2 separate regions of the Homo sapiens genome follow, and region 1 is linked to region 2. Evidence: read pairs that join two places in POLR2A ChIA-PET (ENCODE). Cell type or tissue: PC-9. All regions are shown on one strand. Each heading gives the region's core, and the rest is flanking DNA. Links, peaks and the distances in the headings are about the cores only.

The links. Peaks named below come from ENCODE experiments on the same cell type or tissue, not always from the same donor. Only the 100,000 strongest peaks of a DNase experiment are listed, where the experiment ranks them.
Region 1: POLR2A ChIA-PET joins it to region 2 with 7 read pairs; 5 of 35 experiments call an interaction of 5 or more read pairs at or near these places.

Annotation. Positions count from the first base shown.
Region 1 is chr2:54,858,964-54,867,080 of GRCh38, forward strand. It overlaps EML6 (EMAP like 6), which reads left to right. Exons shown (of 42, transcript NM_001039753.4): 12 at 571-738; 13 at 4,820-4,926; 14 at 7,803-7,921. Among named protein-coding and RNA genes, the nearest start is that of EML6-AS1, 110 kb to the left of the region's middle. In PC-9, for the core only: no CTCF peak of the experiment used is centred there; no DNase peak of the experiment used is centred there.
Region 2 is chr2:55,038,016-55,046,132 of GRCh38, forward strand. The region is part of intron 1 of RTN4 (reticulon 4); the gene reads right to left. Among named protein-coding and RNA genes, the nearest start is that of RTN4, 8.4 kb to the right of the region's middle. In PC-9, for the core only: no CTCF peak of the experiment used is centred there; no DNase peak of the experiment used is centred there; H3K4me3 peaks cover 2,844 bases; H3K27ac peaks cover 2,779 bases.

The sequences.
Region 1 (8,117 bases), core at 2,411-6,410, 180 kb before region 2:
TGTGTACTGAGCATATGCTGATATGCTGAAGGCTTTACTACTGTAGTTCAACCACAAATATCACTTCAAGTAGCTTTTTCTATTGCACTCACTACCTGGGGTTAGTGTTCACTGAGTAAAGCAACCAGTTTAAGGAGGAAAAAATGATTCTCCAAACTCTATGTCTACGTGACTCCAAACAATAATTTTATTTCCATAGAATTATTTTCTGTTTCCCTGTTAAACAGGATTGCCTGTCTTATCTTTCATTTAAATAAGAATGTGTAAGATGTTCATTCTCTGTCATTTATTTTCAGAATCAGTGAAGCAGTAGGCATTATTTGGAACAGGTTCAGATGTGTCTTTAGCCACAGGGCTTAAATTTTACGACCTATTTTTAGCTTACTGCATATTGGAATAATTGAGATATATTTTGAAGCATTTGGTTATTTGTTACAATATGTAAGACGGAACATCGTTTTCAGATATATTTAAAGATTTTACTCTTCAACATGAACAGAAGGGGGGTTGTTTTAAACTAATGAACTCTTCTTTTTTCATAACTAATCCTCTCAAAAAATATTCTTTCAGGAGCCAAATTTAGAAAGTATGTGGGCCATTCTGCACATGTCACAAATGTCCGCTGGTCCCATGACTTTCAGTGGGTGTTGAGCACAGGAGGGGCTGATCACTCAGTTTTCCAGTGGAGGTTTATTCCAGAAGGTGTCAGCAACGGCATGCTGGAAACTGCACCCCAAGGTAAACCCAGCAATAATTTCTTAACATCATTTTATTTTTCAATAGGCATTTCAAAGAATGGTCTAACATGTATTCTATAGGTAAAGGATTTAAGCAATTTTGGAAAATTGATTCCTGTAATCTTAAAATTTTAAGATAAGAAGAAACTTTAAAGATTAACATGGGTCAGTTGGATAATTTTCTTCAAAGGAAGTTGCTATACCAAATGCAAGTTGAGCAGGACGTCAGCAACGTGACATCTGCAATGTCAGAATAGGAAGCTCCTGACACTCCCTCCACTCATGGACACCAAATACACATTGATTCGCAGGTCCATTCTCTCTGAGAGAAAGTCATACAAGTTGAGAAACTCCTACCCACCAGGCAACTGAGAAAACATCCACATTGGGTAGGTAGGAAAAGCTGAGGCACACTCTGGCAGGAACCCTACCCTGCGCACTGCTTCCTGAAATCAGGACAGGAATCCCCACCACCCAACCTCTCCCTGTGGAGAGAATGGTTTGGACCTCACACATAGTGCCCTAACTCTAGGTTACCCGTGGACTGGCTCTTAATTCACCAACTCTGGGAGTAGAGGGAGTTAGACATTTGGGAGTCTCTAGACCATGGGAAAGAAGCCTCGGTTTGATACAAGTGCTCAAGCCTTCCAGGGACTTCATCCCCTGGAGCAGTTCTGAGAAGGAGCTTAAAAAATGCAGCCCAGTTTCTACCTAGAAGGGGTTTATGACACATTTCCGGAGGCTACTTGGCGGCCTGGCTTCTAACCAATATGCAACAGGGATTTAGAGGGGCAGACACACATTAACCCAGCTGGCAGCCTAAGAAACAGACCTCTGAGCCTCCTCCCATGACTCATCCCATCAGTAACTCCAGATCTAATAATATACTCTGGAAGGAGTTTGTCCACACATTGAGCTCCCCAACTTTTATAGCTTCCACTCAAGGAAATGCATCCTAAACCTCCCACTTCGGGGAGCAGAGGGGGCAAAGTATATGAATGTCTGTCTAGACCATAGAGAAAGGTGGCAGTTTTATATGGACTTGTAGGCACTTGCAGCGGCTTCTTCTCTTAGGAGTGGTGACGAGAAGGTGCTATAAGAATGCAGCTCCTCATTTCTCCCCAGATGGGGTTTATGCCATGTGTTGAATGCCCAACTTTTACAGCTACCTCCCAGAGGACTCCATCCTAAACCTCTTTGCTCTGGGAGCAGAAGGGACTAGGAATATTCTAGTCTTCCTATATCACAGAACAGAGATGTGGTCTTAAATGGGTTTACAAACACTTACAGGAGTGACATCCCCTTGGAGCAGTGCAGAAAAAGGTTGGGAATGTGCAGCTCCCATTTTTTTTCTCCAGAAGGGGCTTACAGCATACACTTCCAATGCTACTTGATGGCCTGCCATCAAATGATTTCCATCAAGGAGCTAACAGGGCAAACATATAATAGCCTTCCAGCAGCCAGAGCTCAGCACTTCATGAGCCTTTGCTCTGGCTCGCCCCAGTGATAAATCTAAGCCTACCCATACTTACTGGAAAAAGTTTGGTCATACACCAAGTGCCACACCTTCTATAGCTCCCACCTGTCTCCTTAATGAACTAGCTCTGGAAATTGATGGGGCTTCGCATTCCTGAGTGGACTTAAACCACAGAAAATGAAGAGGTAGAGGTACAATGGGCCCACTTCAGGAGTTATCTCCCCAGGATCAGAGGGTACAGCCTAAATGTGAGTACAGGCATTTGTCACAGATTCTCTACCTGGCTTAGTGCAGAAAAAGTGAGCGGTAAATGACTGTGCTCAGCTTCACTGTGAAGATAGAAGGAATTGAAACACATAGTCCACCCTCCAACCCTTCTAGCTACATCAAAAGTGTCTTGATGTCTTCCCCCCTTTACAGTCTTGCGGTACCAACAGGACATGGCACATCTTAAGCTCTAGGGGCCACCAAAACAGACAATAGTCTGGACAAACACAGATTTGAGAGGCACCTTAAAACCATTGGCCAGTCAGATTGGTGAGATCCTTCTCCTATACAAGGCCAGTCTGACGAGATAGGGAGAGGTTTTTTGTTTTTTTTTTTTTTTTAATCTAATGCACAGAAACCAACACACAGTGTCAGTGACAATGAAGAAATGAAATTCCAGATAAACGAGCAAGACATCTCCAGAAAGCAACCCCAGTTAAGTAGAGATATGTGATTTACCCAACAGGGAATTCAAAATAATAGTCATAAAGACCCTCACTGAGGTCAAGAGAGCAATATAAGAACAAATTGAGAACTTTAGAGATAGAAGGTGTTTTTTAAAACTACTCAATGAGTTTTGGTACTTTTGAAATACTTTCTCTGAGGATTGGCTGAGCACGTTGACTCATGACTGTAATCCCAGCACTTTGGGAGGCTAAGGCGGGTGGATCACTTGAGGTTAGGAGTTTGAACACCAGCCTGGCCAACATGGTGAAACACCCTGTCTCTACTAAAAATACAAAAATTAGCCAGGCAAGGTGGAGCACATCTGTAATCCCAGCTACAGGGGAGGCTGAGGCAGGAGAATTGCTTGAACCGGGAGGTGAAGGTTGCAGTGAGCCACGATTGTGCCACCGCACTCCAGCCTGGGTGACATAACATGACTCCATCTCTAAAAAAAAAAAAAAAAAAAAAAAAAAACTTTCTCTGAAGAGTACTGCCACTGAACTGAAAAATTCAATAGAGAGGTTCAACAGCAGACTAGATTAAGCAGAAGAAAGGAACAGTGAACTTGGAAAGACAGATTACTGGGAACCATCCAATCTGAGAAACAAAAAGAAAAAGAGTAAAGATAGCTTAGAGACTTAGGGTGGTCCAACAACTTACGTGTTACCAACATGCCAAAAAGAGAAGAGAGAGAAATGGGCAGAAAACATGTTCAAGGAAATAATGGCAGAAAAATTCCCAAGCCTAGGAAAGAAAATAAAGCCAAATCTAGGAAGCGCAAAGGACACGAGTAAGATGAATCCAAAAAGATGTACCCCAAGAAACATCTTAAATGATCAAAAGTTAAAGGCAGAGCATTATAAGTAGTCAGGGAAAAGAGAATCATCACACATAAGGAAACCTCTATAAAACCATCAGCAGATTTCCCAAATGCAAGTTGAAGGTCTAAGGTTTACGTGAAGAATTAACCCTTGGGGGATAACAGGAGAGGATACATTTCAGCTTCCTTAGGACAATTGTAACAGGCAGTGGGTCTGTTCAGTCAGGCTGCAGGGGAACAGGGTAACCTTTGAAATGTAAGTGGCCTTCAGAATGGGGCTCAAGCAGTGGTTCACGGTTGGGGCCTATGTGTTCCAATTCAGTGGACATGTATGTAGTCTTTTCATTTATCTCTGATGTCAGCAGGCATGAGCAGGTGATAAAATGAAAAATTATTTGAATAAATGTTGACAAGAGTTCTGTGGTGGTTTGGGCCATGACAATTACCAACACTTGGGTGGGCATGGTTAAAAGGCTAAAGAGGATCTGTATTGAAGTAAATGGTTGGGTTTATTTTTGCCCTAGCCTTTCACTTTTTAAAACCTGCCCATTTTACAAAACAAAGCTTAAAACCCAGGTATCTGCTATCTAATAGAAATGTGTAAATGACCAACCTAGGCAATGTGGTGAAACCCTGTCCCTACAAATAAAATTTAAAAATTAACTGGGCATGGTGGTACGCATCTCTGTAGTCCCAGCTGCCAGGAGGCTGAGGTGGGAGGATTGCTTGAGCCCCGGAGGAGGAGGTTGTAGTGAGCTGAGATTGTGCCACTGCGTTCCAGCCTAGGAGACAGACCCTGTCTCAAAAAAAGTATAAATGAGTTTAGTCTGCCTGGTGGGTGGTGTGGGGAAGGAAGTTGGCCTAGTCTGTTAATGTTCCTGAAAGGAGTGAAGGGTGGGCTGAACTAAACCAAAAGGTGAAAGAAAGATGTTTTAACAATTTATATTAAATGAAAACTATGGTATAGTTTTTATTTACTTTGCTAGGATAAAAGGAAAAATATTTTAGATAATTTCAGTTGCTCAGAGTCTCAGAATTTTTGCTTGTTTCTTGTGGGTTGTATCTCTGCAGAAGGTGGAGCTGATTCCTACAGTGAAGAATCTGATTCAGATTTATCTGATGTGCCCGAACTGGACTCTGATATTGAGCAAGAAGCTCAAATCAATTATGATCGCCAGGTCGGTAAGCAGGGAGCAATGAAAATTTGTAACCCCAGAAGGGGATCTCATTCCTGGATTTGGACATAGCACTAAAAATGACTGGCACTTAGACAAAGAGAATTGAGGCAAAAACAAGAAAAATAGTCTACTTTGTGCCTTTAAGTGCAGGTTAAAACCGACGTGTTTACCCAATCATACCATTAAAATTTATTTCAGCAGAAAGTAATTGCAAAGTTTGAAAACTGAACCCCTGGTATTTGGGCTTTTTGCCTCCCTAGCACCTAAAACTTTAAAATATATTTTGAAGAAAAATGTGCAAGTAAGCCATAGGTCTTTTTTCACTTTCTTAGCAGATTATGAAAGCATGTGTTTCCTTTACAAGGATGGATACCCTTGAGGCATGGTGGTTTGCATGTGAGCTTGTTAGCCCGGTTTTTCTATTAACTTACTGCAACCATTATCCATTTAATCAAAGTAATTATCTACTTAAAGTAAAAGCTCAAATAAAATGTGTATTAATCTCTCCAGTCAGAAATTACCTCTAGTAGGAAAGCTGATCAGCTGACTTCAGTTTTTTTGGAAGTTGACATATCATTTTAGCACTAAACAGTGTTAAAGCAATCCCTCAGCGGAATCTGAACACATACCACCTTGTTACAGCAATAACCATGGGGGTTCTCTTTTTCTTTCTTGTCACTTAACAAAGATATGTGAAGCAGATTCTGTACATGAATGTGGAATGAATAAGACTTCAAATTTCAGATACATGAACTGTAAGTGTCGCCAATAGAGATTTAAGATATAGGCCTATGGCAGCTACCATGTGTTGAAAGAAGTAAAGTAACTTGCCCATGTCCACGTTGCTTGTCGTATTAGGATAACAATGCTTACCTAGGCTTATCTCCAAAGTGCACATTCTATGCACTACTTGGTTTGCCTCTATATAAGCATTAAATTGGAATATTTTTCAGCCCATAATCATCAGTCATTGATTCAGAGTTTGAAAAATTGTGTTCGTACCAAGACAGTTTAATGGTTTGGGTCAGCCCCATGACGAAATCATCTTGACTGTGCATTGACACATTGTATTATGCAATATGACTACTAAAAAGGACTTGAAAAGAGATTATTGTCTGTGGCCATACAACCCTGAACGTAGTCAATCTTGCCTGAAAGGAAATTATTAATGTGGAAATATTATGCAAACACTAAACAATATTATACTCTGGTATCAGGAGACAATAAAATTTAAACACAATACAGAATTTAGGAAAAGAAATCTTTAATTGGGAAGTGTTTGTTTAATAAAATGGTGCTAGTAGAAGAATGAAAAGGGACCAGGCACAGTGGCTCATTCCTGTAATACCGATGCTTTGGGAGGACAAAGTGGGAGCATCACTTGAGACCAGGAGCTTGAGACCAGCCTAGTTAACACAGTCTCTGTATCTACAAAAAAAAAAAAAAACTGCTGGGCATTTGCCTGTAGTCCCAGCTACTCAGGAAGCTGAGGTGGGAGGATTGCCTGAGCCCAGGAGATTGAGGGCTACAAGCCACTGTACTCCAGTCTGGGCAACAGAGCAAGACCCTGTCTCTAAGAAAAATAAATAAAAGAATGAAAAGGTAGACTTAAAATTCATGCCTACGACTTAAACAGTTTGAATATCCTTAATGTGAAAATCTGAATTCTCCAAAATCCAAAACTTCGTAAGTACTGGTTTGATGCTCAAAGGAAATGTGCATTGGAGCATTTTGTGTTTTGGTTTTGGATTTGGAATGCTCAACCAGTAAGTATAATGCAAATATTCCAAGATCTGAAAAAAATCTGAAATCCAAAACATTTCTGATCCCAAACATTTCAGATAAGGAATACTCAACCTGTATATTCTCCCTGACATGTCACTTTCCAATGCTTTCACCGATATTTGATTTACATTCACAATATTCCTGAGTTATTCCTTAACAGGGATTTTTTAACTCAATTTTACAGATGAGAATTTGAAGCCCACAGAGGTTATGAGACCCATTTAAACAATAGAAATATCAAGACTAGAATTCATTGCTCTAAAGTAAATAGTTGGTGAGCTGATGAAAGCATCATGAATTAAGTTGAATAATAATCTTTAGATTCTAGAAGCTTGGTTAATTGCATCTGTAGTAGACAAAACAGTAGTGAGAGTTCTTCTGACCTTTTACAAATGATTTTTGATCAAATCCTAAACAGGGGCCTTATATTTTATGATTTTTAAAAGAGTTTGATTAAATAAAAACTTGATGAAGATGAGAAATTATTACTAGATTGGATTTGATTCTCCACCTGTTAAATGGACATTTCTTGGTAGTAAAGTATAAATACACAGTAAACAACAGATGGGTTTTTATATGCGTTTAAATGGTACAATCAGCAGCACGTTTTAGGTCCCAAGTTAGACCAAGATTGATCTTTGCTCTGTATCTCAGATCTGTTAAGATGCATGAAGCTATGAAGTGAATGTGATTCCAAAGAGGGATTTCAGGAGAAAATTGTCATGACTCATGAGGTCCACATTTTTCAACTGTCAGAATCAGTAAGAGATTTCTGGCCTTAGAAGAAATAAAACAAACTATTTTATTTATATTTTACTGATACTTAATTTCCTTTAAAATTTACTGATATATTTTCTAGACATTAAGAAAACAGTAACAAATCAAGAAAGATTATTTTAAAATCCCAATTATTTAAAAAATAGTTCATATTAGTTTTATTCATTAGGAAAAAGTAATATTCATTCTCATGTCTTAAGTTTTCAAAGACATTTTATTGAAGCAATTAAAGATTTTACAAGAATGTCAAGATGCTGATATTTTTGGAACCTGATGAAAGGCATCTCACCCAGATGTTTCTGTTGTACTTTAAGGTTTACAAAGAAGATCTACCTCAGCTAAAGCAACAAAGTAAAGAGAAAAACCACGCAGTGCCCTTCCTCAAACGAGAAAAGGCTCCTGAGGACAGCTTGAAACTCCAGTTCATACACGGGTGGGTGGCCTGTCATGGGCGCCCGTATGTGTTCCTCTGTCTCTGCCTGGCTGTCACCAACCTTAGCACCAGGCTTAAGGGATCCCCTCCCCTCAGTGTCGTCCTCCTCCTGGCTAGCTCTTCTCTGCAATGTGCACTTGTACCTGTGGTTGCTATTTTAAGTGTGACTCTCTATCCACTTCCCTCGTTGATGTTC
Region 2 (8,117 bases), core at 2,697-6,696:
AATTCAATAGAAAGAGAAAAATATTTTCAAAAAACTCTGCTGGGAAAACTGCTTATTATATGTATGGAAAAGAAACAAATAAATCTGGATCTATGGTAACTCATACCATAGACAAAAACTACCTCAAAACGGATCAAGACAAACAAAAGCTAAAACTATCAAGCTTCTAGAAGAAACCAAAGTGTCTTCACAATCCTGGAAGGAGGCAAAGATGTCTTAGACATCACAAAGAAAGCACTAACCATGAAAGAAAAAGTAATTATGACTTCTCAAAATTAAAAATTTATACTCATCAAAAGAATCAATAAAATTAATAGGCAAGCTACAGACTAGGAGAATATATTCACAACACATGTATCAGACCAAAGATTTGTATTCATAATATATAGAGAGAACTCTTACAAATATGTAGGAAAAAAAAAGGCATACAACACAATTTAAGAATGGGCAAATTACTTGAACAGACACTTCACCAAAGAAAACACACACAAAGGACATGTAAAAGTCCTCTAATTCATTAGTCCCTAGGGAAATCTAGATTAAGACCACAATGAGGAACCACTACATAACCACTAAAATGGTTAGAATTTAAAAAACTGACAATATCAAATGTTGGTGAAAACGTAAAGCCACCAGAATTCTCACACATTGCTGGTGGAAGTGGTTGGGGGAACAGTTAAGCAACTTCTTATAAAGTTAAATATATAGTTACCCCATGACTCAGCAATTCTACTCTCAAGTATTTACCTAAGAGAAATGAAAATATATGCATACAAAAATGTCTATGTAAGAATGTTCACAGCATTTTGTTCATAGTAGCCAAAAACTATAATCCAAACATCCAACGAGTGAATACATAATTAAACTGTGCTATTCTTAGCATGGAATACCACTCAGCAGTTAAAAGGAACAAATTACTGATACCTGCAGCATCATTAGTAAGTCTTAAAAGCATCATGCTGAATGCAAGTAGCCAAGCACAAAATGTATGATTCCATTCATATGATTGATGCTTTAAAATACGTAAAACTAATCTATGATGAAAGAAATCAAAACAGTAGTTGTTTGGGATTGGTGTTGCGGGTAGGAACCAGAGCAAAGAATTGAAGGACTGACTGCTAAGGACCCAAGAGATCTTTCTAGGATGATAGAAATGTTCTATATCTTGTCAGAGGTGTGGATAAACTAATGTACGCATTTGTCAAAATGTAAAACTGTTGAAACTTAAAATTTATGCATTTTACTGCATGTAAATTATATCTTAATAAAAACATTAAGGTGAAAAAGGTGTATGGGCATTCTTCAACAAATAAATTGCAGAGAGAGAGAGACCACAAGCAAGGGAGAACTCATCGATAGATTAAAAGACTAATAAATCAAATTGATCTATTGTAATATGTGGACCTTACTCGAATTCTGATTCTAACTGTAAAAATAAAAAGAAAGAAAGAAAGACCATTTATGACATTCAGTAAATAATAGTCAATGTGAGGCCAGGCGCGCTCGCTCACACCAGCACTTTGGGGGGCCGAGGCAGGTGAATCACCTGAGGTCAGGAATTCGAGACCAGCCTGCCCAATATGGTGAAACCCCATCTCTACTAAAAATACAAAAATTAGCCAGGTGTAGTGTTGGGTGCCTGTAATCACAGCTACTCGGAGACTGAGGCAGGAGAATCACTTGAACCCAGGAGGTGGAGGTTGCAGTGAGCCAAACTTACACCACTGCACTCCAGCCTGGGTGACAAGAGTGAAACTCCATCTCTAAATAAATAAATGGAAATGTGAACATTAGCTGGATGCTTGATACTAATTCTATTGTATTGAAGACATTTTAACCGTAGTTTTACCCTCAACTCTTTTAGTATTCCATTAAAATATATACATGTTTGAGTCTATCAATCTTAAACTTAACCATATCCCCTGCAACATATTTCATTAACAAAATTTTAATAAGGGAACAAGAGTAAGTTTGGTTGATGAGAGAGGGTAAATGAGAAGGTATGTTGTAGGTGGCAGTTTCTCAGTCCTTGTTCAAAAGTGATGTCTTATAGCCCTAATCCTTATGGCAGATCTCTGTGCAGTACATATAGCCTATAAAATATAATGAAATACTAACTTGATCTTCTATATTCTGATTTTCAATAATTCACCTATGCAAGCAAAAGCATCTAACAAAGTTTTTATCAAGTTATTTTATATAAAATTTGGTTTTTATACAAAATTAAAATATCAGAATTTGATAAAATAAAACTTTCCATAATTTAACAATGATGTTGATGAATTGAGACTGAAGTTCTAGACTATGAAAGGGATTTATAACACAGATACAAGCATCTTTGGTAACCTCTTCAGAAGAGAATAAATAAAAGTAAATTCCCTTATTTTCTGAGATCAAAACCTCTAGTAGCTTAAAAAAAAAAAGTTGTAACACTTTTAGGTCACCTCCATCTACGGTTGTCAGGGCACTGAGATAAATGAACTCAATAATGGCACCTTCCATTTAGGCGAGTTTATAAATCAACCTACAAAGTTGGGGAGAAAGAACACGTAGGCAGACCTGGAATCCTTAAGTAAGCTTCTCTCTTTCCACAAAAGCAGTTCACAGATCTGTAAATATGTCCTGTAAGGCCAATCACAAAACTCCTCTGGTTTTAAGAGCAGAAAATTCTTTACAACTAAGGGCCTGTATTTTTTCCTTCATCTGCTACCTATACCTCTCATAAGTACAACCTCTATTCATCTTTCTTGTCCTCTTACTCAGCCCTAGGCCTAGTTAAAAAAAAAAAGGAATATATTAATTTTTTTCTTAATATTGAACTTCCAAGAGACCACCAATATAAGCAGCAACTCCAAACTCTTGAACAACAAAACTTTATAAACTTTCTGTATCTGTGGTAACAATTCCATCAATGAGAAAAACAAGCTATTAAAGAAATAATTATTTTTGAAAAGTAGAGGGCCACCTATGTAAAGAGACTGCTTTAAAAAAAAAAAATCCAGTATTTGGCAGCTATAGCTCCTAATACAAGAGTACAGAGAATATTTCTTTCTTTCTCAACACAATTTTTTTTTTTTTTTGGAAATGAAAAAGCAGGAAGACTTAGCTTTCTTTCTCAGTCAATTATCAATTGAAAAGAGAGAGCCAAATACCTGTATAATTCAGTATGTTACAAGGAGGCTAGAATATTTATTTTTAAAAGTCTCTAGTTCACCTAATTATATGCTAAATTTTTTTTAAATACATGTTAATAAAAACCACGTGTTTATGGAAAAATACACAATATCAACACCGAATGTATTTCAATTCTCCCCAAAATTAATCCATAAATGTAATGCAACCTACTAAAACTCCAACAGAGGGAGAGGGGACAAGATAAAAAAAATTTTAAGATGAAGTAGAAAATTATACACACATAAGATAGCCAAGAAAAATATTTATGGAAAAGCCGTTTAGCTAGTATTTAAAAATTATAGCACAACAGTCTGATACTTCTGTGTGAACTGACAGATAAATGGAAAAGCAGAGGAAATATTTCACCCATACTACAAGAATATGACAAAAATGGTACTTCAAAGTGGTTAAGAAGGATAATTCAAAATAAAAGGTATTGGAACAAATGGGAAATAATCTTGAAATATAAAATTATTTCACTACTTCACTCTCTAGAACAAAACAAACTGCAAATAAATCAAATAATTAAATGTTAAAATGAAATCATAAAAAGTATAAAAGTACTTACTAGGAGTAAACATGGGGGAAAATTTTTATGATCCTCAAGAAGGATTTTCTAAGGATTACATAAAACTCAATGACTTTTTTCACTTTTATGACTCAAAGTCATAAAAGAAAATGATAAATCTGACTACATAAAAATTTCTAAACAGAAAAACATACCATATGGTCAAAATACAAATAACAAATCAATAAAAAGTTTTCAAGACATATGACAAAAGGCTAGTTTCCTTACAATGCAGATTAAGTGAATCTACATACATGAGACCAAAAACCCAAAAGAATAGGCAAAAGCTGTGATCAGAAAAAATTTGACACCTAAGCCTATGAAAAATGACTCAAATTTAAAAGAACAATTTGCTAAACAATGTATTAGTTCACTAATATACTGTGTTGGTAAAGATATAAGGGAAAAGGTACCTTAACAGGTTGGTGGGAATAAAGGTTGGAACCATTCTTTGAATGACACTTTGGCATTAGCTACCAACATTTTAAATGCAAATATCCTTTGAAGCAGTAATTCTACTTGCACAGATTTATCCTACAACATATATAATGGCATGTATTCCCAAAGAAGTGTATACAAGAGTGTTCACAGAAATAGTATTTGTAAGAGAAAAAACTAAGTATCAACCTAAATAACCATCAATAAGGGACTGATTAAATAAAATATGGTACATCCCCAGAGTCCTCTGCATCTATTTTTGTGGAAAATAAAGTGAAAAGGATATACATGTATAAATAAATATTTATCCACAGATTATCTCTAAACAGATACTCAAGAAACTACTAACAGAGGGTGGATCTACAGAAGACAATTTGTGGAAATCTGGGTAACAGGTAGAAAGAGTTACTTTTCTGTGTATTCTTGTAGTACTGTTTGGAATTGTTACCTTGTATACATAAATAAATAAATGCTTTCGTAAGATTTGGGATTTTTATTGAGAGAAGATATTATAGTAATTCTAGAACTATACAGAATATGAAGATCAGCATCTTTCTCATTCAACAAACTGAGTGCCTATCACATCTAAGGCACTGCAATGCAGACACAATGCATACAGTCCTTTTCCTCAAAGAAAAAGGTCACAGCACCTTTCCTCAAGGAGTACACTGTCTGGTGGAGGAAAGAAATCAGTAACCATACCATTACCTTATATAGAATGATATATACTATGAAGAGGTAAGAACAGAATATTATGGAAACACGTGATGAAAGCAACTTAAAAATCAATGATCATCATTCCAAGAAACATAAATATCAATAGCTTAAATATGAAATTATCAACTCCTCCTTTGGGGTTAAAAAGGATGATGATGGCATTAGTCTGAGAAAATCTTAGCATCAGTAAAGCTGGGTCTCATCATTTTGCATACCTATGTCCTGCACTAGCTATCCACAAAGGTCACATTCATTCAAACACTACTGAGAACTATGGTTTTACCATTACAGTTCCCATCCCTAGTGCTGTCATCCTCAGAAGAACCTGATCCCTTTAGAAACAGGAACAAAAAGTCTCAAAGAATGTACCATAAGTATAGTATATCTGCAACATTTACTTCTATTTATTTAAGGGTTCCAGGGAAGAATCAAGAAATAGCCATTCAGTTTATACTTTTATCCTGGGCTAGCAAAGTACCTTAAAAAGGAACCATTAAATTGAGGCTTTGAATCAAGTTATTCTAATAAGTTGCTTGAAGGTATATTATGAAAATAAATGGCGGGGCACAGTGGCTCACACCTGTAATTTCAACACTTTCAGAAGTCGAGGTGGGAGAACTGCTTGAGCCCAGGAGTTCAAGACCAACCTGGCCAACATAGTAAGACCCCATCTTTAAAAAAATAAAAATAAGGCTGGGAGCAGTGGCTCACACCTGTAATCCCAGAATTGTGGGACACCGAGGCAGGTGGGTCACCTGAGGTCAGGAGTTCAAGACCAGCCTGGCCAACATGGTGAAACCCCGTCTCTACTAAGAATACAAAAATTAGCCAGGTGTGGTGGCACATGCCTGTGGTCCCAGCTACTCGGGAGGCTGAGGCAGGAGAATTGCTGGAACCTAGGAGGTGGAGGTTGCAGTGAGCCAAGATTGCGCCACTGCACTCCAGCCTGGGCTACAGAGCAAGACTCCACCTCAAAAATAAAATAAAATAAAAATAAAAATAAAAATATATTTAGGCTGGGTGTGGTGGCTCACGCCTGTAAACCCAGCACTTCGAGAAGACTGCTTGACCTCAGGAATTTGAGCCCAGCCTGGGCAACATGGCGAAACCCTATCTGCACGAAAAACACAAAAATTAGCCGGGCGTGGTGGTACGTGCCTGTGGTCCCAGCTAGTTGGGAGGCTGAGGTGGCAGGATCACTTGAGCCCAGAAGATGAGGCTGCAGTGAGCCAAGACTGCACCACTATACTTTAGCCTGGGTGAAAGAGCAAGACCCTGTCTCCAAAATATAAATACATAAATATAAAAGTTTTTTTAAAAAATTTTAAAAATAGCCAGCATGGTGGTGTGCACCTGTAGTCTCAGCTACCTGGGGGGCTGAAGTGGGAGGACTGCTTAAGCCCAGGAGGTCAAGGGTATAGTGAGCCATAATCATGCCACTGCACTCCAGCCTGAGCGACAGAGTAAGACTCTGTCTCAAAAGAAACAAACAAACAAACAAACAAACAAAAAAACTTGCCAGGCATGGTGGCTCATGCCTGTAATCCCAGCACTTTGGGAGGTCCAGGCAGGAGGATTGCTTCAGGCCCCAAGTTTGAGACCAGCCTGGACAAAAGTGAGACCATTGTTTTTTGGTTTTTAGATTTTTAAAAAGAAAATAACTACACATAAAACAAAGCCAATTAATGGACAATAGGTAACATGCTCCTTTTCAGAAATGTTTTTATAACATGGCAAATCCTTTAAGTTTACAATAATATAGCACTAAAATAGCATGTTTTCTAAACACTATTCCATGCAGTTATTTATCAGTGGTTCCACATATACCCATCACTTCATTTTAAAAAGGATTTGAGAGAGTTTGCAAATCACTAAAAAAAAAAAAAAAAAAAAAAAAAGACCACAAATTTGACACTCAGTTGCCCAGGAACCAATCTGAAACATAATTCACCATATCCATGAGGAGTATACTACTTATTCCCAACTTTTAAAAATAAGAAATGGCTTAACCAGAAATTATTCAGAATCACAAAAATGAAAGTGGGGAATGGACAGGGCATGACTTTCTTGTGTTTAGAAGCATCCACTTCCTGGGAACTTGGACTTTATATTAAGAACTGATACCTAATATTTAAACCATATGTCACTCAAAATCTTAAAATTTCTAATACATGCTACTACGCCAATAAAAATGATCATATAATAAATGGCTTCATGATAGTAAAAACTAGTAATTTTTAAGCCCCAACCCATAATCTGTATTTATGAGCAATATTCAATTTTATACAAATTTTCATGGCAATTAAATTTTGGCAGTCTCTGAAACTGATTTAATAAGCACTAATATTCTTTTCTTTGTCTTTACATTCATGGTTTCCAAGTCCTATCAATTCGTCTTTCATACAGCCTCTTCGTAAACTAACTATAAAAACAGATTCACAGCCAATTAAAGAAAGCGTGCTTCTTATACTCTTATATTCCTCCCTTCTATTCCATTTTCACTGAATGAACAAATAATGAAATAGTTCAGGCCCTACTCATCTTTCTCAGAACTACTGTAATAGCTTTCTAAATAATTCATCTGCTTTTCCTTCCCACCTATCTTGAATATTGTCACCAATTTTCTAATACTGCTTTCACGGTGCCTTGCCTCAGTTCAAATAACCTTCAATGGCTGTCTTCCCAAAGCCAAAAGCTCTAATTCGAGAAGGGGTGAAAAACAATAACTTTAGAAACAACAATTAAAAAAAACAATTTTGGTTTCATAATATAAATTACCAAAAGCAAGGGCAACTGGATAGCAGAGCATGGATTAAAGTGGAATGATAAAATCCAAATTCCTTAATTTGGCATTCAGTATCTTTCAGAATCCAGATCTACATATTTTCGGTCTTAATTAACCTTGGTTTAGAACATGTCCAGAGACCAGTTCGAAGTCACCCTTAATTATGTTTGCACTGCTCTCAAATCGATTTCTAGCCAGAGTTTTCTGCGCATATCCTCAAAGCCTAACTTAACCAACCACTAAGCCAAGTATTTTCCCATGAAAAATGGCCCTCAAGTGAGAGGTTTTAGTCTCACTTCAGTTACTGCATTGCGATGGAGATGCTCTGGGCACAACAGCAAACAGTAAAATTACAACTTATTAACAGATGAAAATCAGGGCTTACTCATAAATAACGTAAACAGCAATGTTAAACAGACAAGTGTCAGTGATCTA